Regions from separate parts of the Homo sapiens genome. Here region 1 is linked to region 2. Evidence: chromatin contacts called from ENCODE Hi-C or POLR2A ChIA-PET data. All regions are on one chromosome and are shown on one strand. The core of a region is the stretch at or near the end of the contact, and the rest is flanking DNA. Distances in the headings are between cores, read along the strand shown. Region 1 has its middle 150 kb from the start of LINC02815. Region 2 overlaps LOC105373143 (a long non-coding RNA gene).

Region 1 (3,560 bases), core at 71-2,570, 40 kb after region 2:
CAAATATCCAAACTATATAAATCCCTCAGTGCAATTACATATCTATATCTAGACATCTATCTCTACACACACGCATCCTGTTTCATTTCAGAAGTGTTCGTGTGTTTAATTATGGGTGCTATGTCAGACTCACTCAGTGTTCAATAATTTGTGGTATATGCATGCTTGATCTTTCTGAAATCTGAGGAATCCTGAAGTCCAAACACATTTGTTCCCAGTAGTTTTAGATAAGGGGCAGGAGTCCTGTAATACTTCTTGACCTGCCCTTCAGGCCTGTGGTGCAGACTGCACAAGCCACTAGCCATGGCACACATGGTAAGCTGTGAAGCCCCGGGTATAAAGGACAACATTCCCCAGGGCCACTGCATTAGTCTGCTAGGGCTGCCATATCAGAGCCGCTTAGACTGGGTGGCTTACACAACAGACATGTATTTTCTTGTGATTCTGCAAAGCTGGAAGTCCAAGATCAAGGTGTTACCAGGGTAGCTTCTCCTTGGCTTGCAGTTGGTCATTTTCTCCCTGTGTCCTCACACAATTTCCCTGTTTGTGTTTGTGTCCAGTCTCCTCTTCTTATAAGGACACCAGTCAGATTGGATTAGCCCATCCCTGTTTTAACTCAATTACCTCTTCAAGATCCTGTTTCCAAATACAGTCACATTCTGAGGTCCTGAGGATTAAGAATTCAAGATGAATTTGGGGGGACACAATTCAGTCCATGAAGTCAACATTTAGGCCATTCCAGCCGCCAGGTCTCCTGGCTTAGTGTTTAAACCTGTGACTTTCTACGCTTTACACATAACAGCATACCTAAATTCAGGCAAAAGCTGGGTGGTGATGGAGACATGCCTTTCCTGCCTGCAAACTGTGGCTGTATGATTCCCCTGCGGGCGAGCCTCTGGGAGTTTAGAGTGTCTCATTAGAAGAGCCACACTGAGAGAAGTCCTAATAAATAATTAGAAGTACATCTGCTAACTCTGTGGAACTTCGGCCCAGGCCCCGCACCAGGCCAGTGTGAAAGGGAGGTTAATCAGCCGGCACCCCGGCGGGGTTTCCCTTTGTCCATCACACCTCGGGACAGGGGGAGGGGAGGGAGGAAGGAGGTGCCTCAGGTCCTGGTGCCCCCGAGGCCTGGTGAGGCCACTCGCTCTGCCCTGTAACTTCAATGAAGGGCACAGCTGGGAAGAGGATGACCAAATGGAAGACACTGTCTTTCCTGGCAGACCATCCGTCTCTGTTTATTGTCCTGTGTTTTCTGATGGGGCCACACTGGGGTTTGGCCAGCAGTGGCAGGCCCCCTGTGTGTCTGTAATAAGACAAGCAGTGGAGTCTGTCGGTCAACAAATATTTATTGACCTCCTGAGGTCACAGAGCCCGGGGCCTGACTCTGAGGAGACACTCTGGCTACAGCCATTGTTCACCAGGCAAACACCCAGGCAGCGGAAGGCCCAGATGTCCTCCTCAGCCTCGAGCAAGGGCTGCAGGCCAACACCACGTCAGATGGCAGCTCCTTTCATGGGCTTTCCTAGGGCTCTGGAGATGGTCCAACCAGAAACCATTACTAAGGGGTTACTTTACCGAGTATCTTGGTGTCTGGCTCAGGGTTGGGCTCACAGAGCTAATGCAGAAATGAACCCACCTTCGTTGGCCAATAACAGATGCTCTTCCCGCCTCTAACAAAGCCCTCACAGCCTTCATGCCTGCAGATTTTTCACAAGCTGTACCCTTTCTCAGGGGCATTTTGCTTTCTAACAGCATCAAAACACCACACTGAAGGGACTAGACCAGAGCTGTGAGTGGACTCCCGGGCATGAGCACAAGGAATATTTTTTCTAGTCAGGGTTTTACAGGCCCCAAAACAATATTATGTAAGCATGCATAGCTGGCTCTTGTTCTGTTACACTCACTTATGTATTTTCTTCTGCTGAAAGTGTGGACTTATGTGTGTGGCATTAAGGAAAGAGAGAGCATCAGTCACCCTGAGATAATCATGCGTCCTTGGGGGCTTCCAGTATGGCTGAGAGAGATAAGGAAGGCTGGGGTAAAACAGCGCTTCTCTGCTTTTTACCTCTGCTTCTCCATGAGATAGAGGGTAATGGCGTTTTGTTCCTTCCACAAGTGACGCACTTTCAAGATGGAAGAAGATACACTGTGAATAGACATCGGGACACCCTTGGCTGTTCTGTGCTTCCCCGGCCCACCTGGGGAAGCCAGAGGTCTCTGTCCCTTGGCTGCTCATGTAAAGAGGTCCCTTGGCCTGGCTTGGGGCAGAGATTCTCTGCAGAAGTGGGCAGAACACAGACGTGAGGGGTACGCGTAGGAGGATTCGTTCACACACCTGTTACTGCTCGATTCAGCTGCTTTTGTCCATCGCATCAAGACCCTGTAGGAGCAAGTTCTAAAGACTTGAAAGCTAACACCAGTGTCTTTTCTTTCTTTCTTTCTTTTTTGAGACAAGGTCTCACTCTGTTGCTCAGGCTGGAGTGCAGTGGTGTGATCACGGCTCACTGTAGCCTCAACTTCCTGGGCTCAAACAATCCTCCCGCCTCAGCCTCCCAAGTAGCTGAGTGAAAACACACCACCAACCCTGGCTGATTTTTTATGCTTTTCTAGAGACGGGGTTTTGCCATGTTGCCCAGGCTGGCCTCCCATAGTGCTGGGATTGCAGGTGTGAGCCACCACGCCCTTCTTGCCAGTGTTTTCTCAAATTCCTTACATCTGTTTTGGCTTCAGAGTCCCTTCAGACCTTCTGCCAGGGAGTGTAAAGTGCCCCCTAACCCTCCTTTGCACTGGCCATGGGTCCTGCTGTACTTTCAGAATGCTGCCCAAGCATAGTGCCTGCGCCTCAGGGACCTGCAGGATGTGCATGTGTGAGTGTGTACGGCCTGTGTGCCAGTGTGTTTGGTGTGTGTGTGTGATGTGTGAGAGGATGTGTGGTGTGAAGGGTGTGATGGTGTGAGTGTGAGAGTGTGTGTGAGTGTGTACATGAGGCTAACAATGACTGCACACTTCCTCTGTATCTGACACATCCCTAGGGTTTTCGCACACATGACTTCATTTTGTCCTTACACAAGCCTGTCAAGCATGCATTATTCTCATGTCATAGAGAAGGAAACCGAGAATTACAGGGACTTCTAACTTACCCAAGATCACACAGCTGTTAAATAGGCAATAGTACCTGGCTTTGTCTGTCCAATTCCTAAGCCAAGATTCTTTCCCCAGTGTGTGTCCTCCTACCAGCGAACTCAGCTAACAATGTGTGGAAATGTGTGTCCCATTTCAATCAACAACTACAGCTGCCTCCGATGTGGGACACACACCACCACAGCCAAGAGTGGAGCGGGGAGTGGGACGTCCTTGGTCCCGGGTCCCGCCATTGGGAGGCAGAAGCTGGAGGAAGAGCAAAGGGTGCCCCCCTCACCCCCAACCCTCCTGCCTTGATGCCCTAGGGCAGGGTTGTCTGCAATATGTTTTTCCCACAGGCCTTAGTTCTGTAAGATGAAGAAGTTTTCAGTGAGAAAAAAGAAACCCTCGATCCAATAAAAAAAAACTTGAGGAAAATG
Region 2 (3,512 bases), core at 616-3,115:
CCCATTAAATAATAGCTCCCAACTCTTTCCTCCTAGCTTGTGATAACCCCTCTTCTTCCTGTCTCTATGAAATTACCTACTCTAGGTACCTCATGTAAGTGGAATCATACAGTATTTGTCTTTCTGTGACTGGCATATTTCACTTAGCATTATTCCTTAATGTTAATCAATGTTTTAGCATATATCAAAGTTTAATTCCTCTTTGTGACTGAATAGTATTCCATTGGACAGACATACCACATTTTATTTATCCATTCATCCATCAGTGGCTTTACGGCTTTTGTGAATACTGTTGCTGGTGTACAAGTATCTGTCCCAGTCTCTAATTTTAATTTATTTGCACATATTCCTAGGAGTGGAATTTTGGGGTCATATGGTAATTCTGTTTAATCTTTTAAGAAATTGATAAATTGTTTTCCACAGTGGTTGGACCATTTTACATACCCACCAGCAATAAAAAAAGATTCTAATTTCTCTACATCTTTGCCAATATTTGTCATTTCCCCCTACCACCCCCTACCTTTATTTTCTAAGAGATAGGGTCTTGCTATGTTGACTAAGCTGGTCTTGAACTCCTGGCCTCAAGTGATCCTCCTGCCTCCCATCTCCTCCCCTCTCAGTTTACTGGAGGGCTTCTGAGAAAGAGTTTTGCACAATTAAAAAATACACAAGAAAGAGGCAGTCCTTTTTCTTCTGGATTTTTTTGTTTTAGATGAGATATCTGGAATTGCACAGCCAACTTACCACCGTGAGGGCAACTGTCCTGAAGACCAATCCAACCTGTGGAAGTCAGCAGAGCAGAAAGAGTAGATCTCTGGTCCCCAAAGACGTTGTTGAGTTATCAGGTGAGCCAAACTTGGAGCTGCACCACCTTGGAACATCTTGTCATATGTGATTATACATCTCTAACTGACAAGGACGTTGGAGTCAGGGATTTCTGTTCCTCGAAGCCAAAGCCATTTTAATTAGGATTTTTAAAATTTCTTCTTTGAAATGCACACAATTATACATATAAAATTAATATATATTGACCAAATATTTATGGCATCAAACATCAGTTTGATTTTTTTTCTTTTTTTTTTTTTAAATTATACTTCAAGTTCTGGGATACATGTGCAGAACGTGCAGGTTTGTTACATAGGTATACACGTGCCATGGTGGTTTGCTGCACCCATCAACCCGCCATCTACATTAGGTATTTCTCCTAATGCTATCCCTCCCCTAGCCCCTCACCCCCTGACAGGCCCCGATGTGTGATATTCCCTTCCCTGTGTCCATGTGTTCTCATTGTTCAACTCCTACTTATGAGTGAGAACATGCGGTGTTTGGTTTTCTGTTCCTGTGTTAGTTTGCTGAGAATGATGGTTTCCAGCTTCATCCATGTCCCTGCAAAGGACATGAACTCATCCTTTTTTATGGCTACATAGTATTCGTGATTTTTTTTAAGAGACAAGATCTCGCTCTGTTGCCCAGGCTGGAGTGTGGTAGCAAACATAGTTCACTGCAATCTCGAACTCCTGGGCCCAAGCAATCCTCCTGTCTCAGCTTCTGGCGTCTCTGAAACTACAGGCACACACCATCATGCCCAGCTAATTTTCTTTATTTTTAGTAGAGATGAGGTCTCACTCTGTTACCAGGCTTGTCTTGAACTGCTAGGCTCAGGTGATCCTCCTACCTTGGCCTCCCAAAGCATTGGGATTACAGGCGTAGGCCACTGGACTCAGCCTTAATTTGATCTTTGTCAGCACTGTAATAGCTCACAATCTGCTTATTGGAAGATAAGCGATGCAATATAAAACCTTATGAGATTAAGTATCAAAGGAAATATCACAGCCAGTCAGTGGTTCAGAGGAAGGAGTGAGGTTTGAGGCTGGAGTGGGATCCAGGCCAAAGTGGAGGTCATAGCTGAGCTGGACCTTGGAGGTGGGCAGGATCACAAGAAGACAAATGGAGGGGGCATTTTCTCCACTCTTTAGTCACATTTCTTTTTATAAGGAAAAAAAGTGCCCATATACCAAAGATTGTGCTCAGGAATTTCTGATAGTGATTGAAGCAATCCCTCTCTCTAATCTCACTCTCCCTGCATTCCTTCAAGTACAAGCTGTTTTCAAAATATTCTAGCACATTTCTTTGCAAACTGTTTTCATCATTTGGAACTTGCTATCTCACCTAAATGGAATGTGAGTTTACTCAGTTCAGAGTTTTTCAGATGTGATAGGAGGAGTCACATGAGCTGAAGCAAACCACCCAGCGGCCCCTGGAAAGATCTTCAAGCTCCCAGTCGTGGGTGGGACCCTTCCGACCCTACAGTGTACTGATTAAAATACAAGAAAAACAGATGAACAAAACCCAAAGCAGCTGCCCTTGCTTGCTCAGTGTGTTTGGATCCTGGAGGGGCTAGAGAGAAAGGAAAAGAGGTGTCCCTTAGTGAGGAGTGACCAAATGTCCCCTCCCCTTGTTACACACTGCAGGACAGCATTCTGCTTCCACAGGACAACTCAGAGAGGCCACATCCTGCTGTCTGTAAACACTGCTGCTGTGTGTAAATAAATCTCATTCCTGGAAGGGTCTTGGGCTGGAGTGAGCAGCTTGATCCATACCAGAGACAGTGAGCCTCCAAGACAAGGCACAGGGGAGAGGACAGACGGCCAGGCCTGGGTCTGCGGCAGGCCACTGCGAACCCCCAGGAAGTCACTTAACAGTCCTGGTTATTCACCATGGAAATGGGAACCCGAATGCTGGGCTCAGGTGGTTGCTGTGAGCAGTACATTAAAACATTTTCCGTATGGCTGTCATTGGCAACGGGGTAGTAGTGAGTGGTGGAAAGATGCGTTATTGGTCTTTGCCCCACCTTCAGAAAGGCATCAAATTTAGGGATTTAGTTGTATCTTTAAATAAGATCATCCACACGGTCATTGTGTTTTATGTGTGCGTGGTGAACAGGGAGACAGCGATGCTAAAACTATGAATTTGTTAAATGTGAAAAATTAAAATATACCATAATTGTTATTACCTTGTCTTGGAGGACTGTGTGTGTGTCTTATATACAGATTTTCTTCTGCCTCTGCCACCCCTGAGACAGCAAGACCAACCCATCCTCCTCCTCCTCAGCCTGCTCAATGTGAAGAAAATGAGGATGCAGACCTTGATGATGATCCACTTCCACTTCATGAATAGGAAATACATTTTCTTTTCCTTATGATTTTCTTAATAACATTTTCTTTTCTTTAGCTTACTTTGTTATAAGAATACAGTTTTATTACATATAATGTACAAAATATGTGTTAACCAACTGTTTATGTTATCAGTAAGGCTTCCAGTCAACAAGAGGTTATTAGTAATTAAAGTTTTAAAGAGTCAAAAGTTATAAGCAGATTTGTGACTGGATGGAGGGTCAGTGCCCCAATCCCTGCATTGTTCAGGAATCCACTGTATTGTATAAGTATGTGTGTGTATGTGTATATATATACCTATATATATACACGTGTATATATATATATTCATATATATAT

The links. Hi-C counts contacts between places; a loop is a spot of excess contacts on that map. ChIA-PET counts read pairs that join two places held with the same protein, here RNA polymerase II (POLR2A). Pooled maps may share reads with other maps.
Region 1: POLR2A ChIA-PET joins it to region 2 with 10 read pairs in HepG2. The contact joins two enhancer-like sites. A Hi-C loop is called at or near these places in 2 of 168 maps with a recorded cell type or tissue (dorsolateral prefrontal cortex and psoas muscle) and 3 of 50 pooled maps. POLR2A ChIA-PET finds 5 or more read pairs at or near these places in 1 of 52 experiments (HepG2).

What each region holds. Positions count from the first base shown.
Region 1 is chr1:229,002,416-229,005,975 of GRCh38, forward strand. No RefSeq gene overlaps it. Among named protein-coding and RNA genes, the nearest start is that of LINC02815, 150 kb to the right of the region's middle. Within about 2 kb of position 1,321, at least 4 of the 41 ENCODE cell types and tissues checked have a DNase peak (open chromatin) inside an H3K27ac peak, as active enhancers do.
Region 2 is chr1:228,962,151-228,965,662 of GRCh38, forward strand. It overlaps LOC105373143 (a long non-coding RNA gene), which reads left to right. Exons shown (of 3, transcript XR_949234.2): 2 at 713-845; 3 at 3,051-3,147. Among named protein-coding and RNA genes, the nearest start is that of LINC02815, 190 kb to the right of the region's middle. Within about 2 kb of position 1,866, at least 14 of the 41 ENCODE cell types and tissues checked have a DNase peak (open chromatin) inside an H3K27ac peak, as active enhancers do.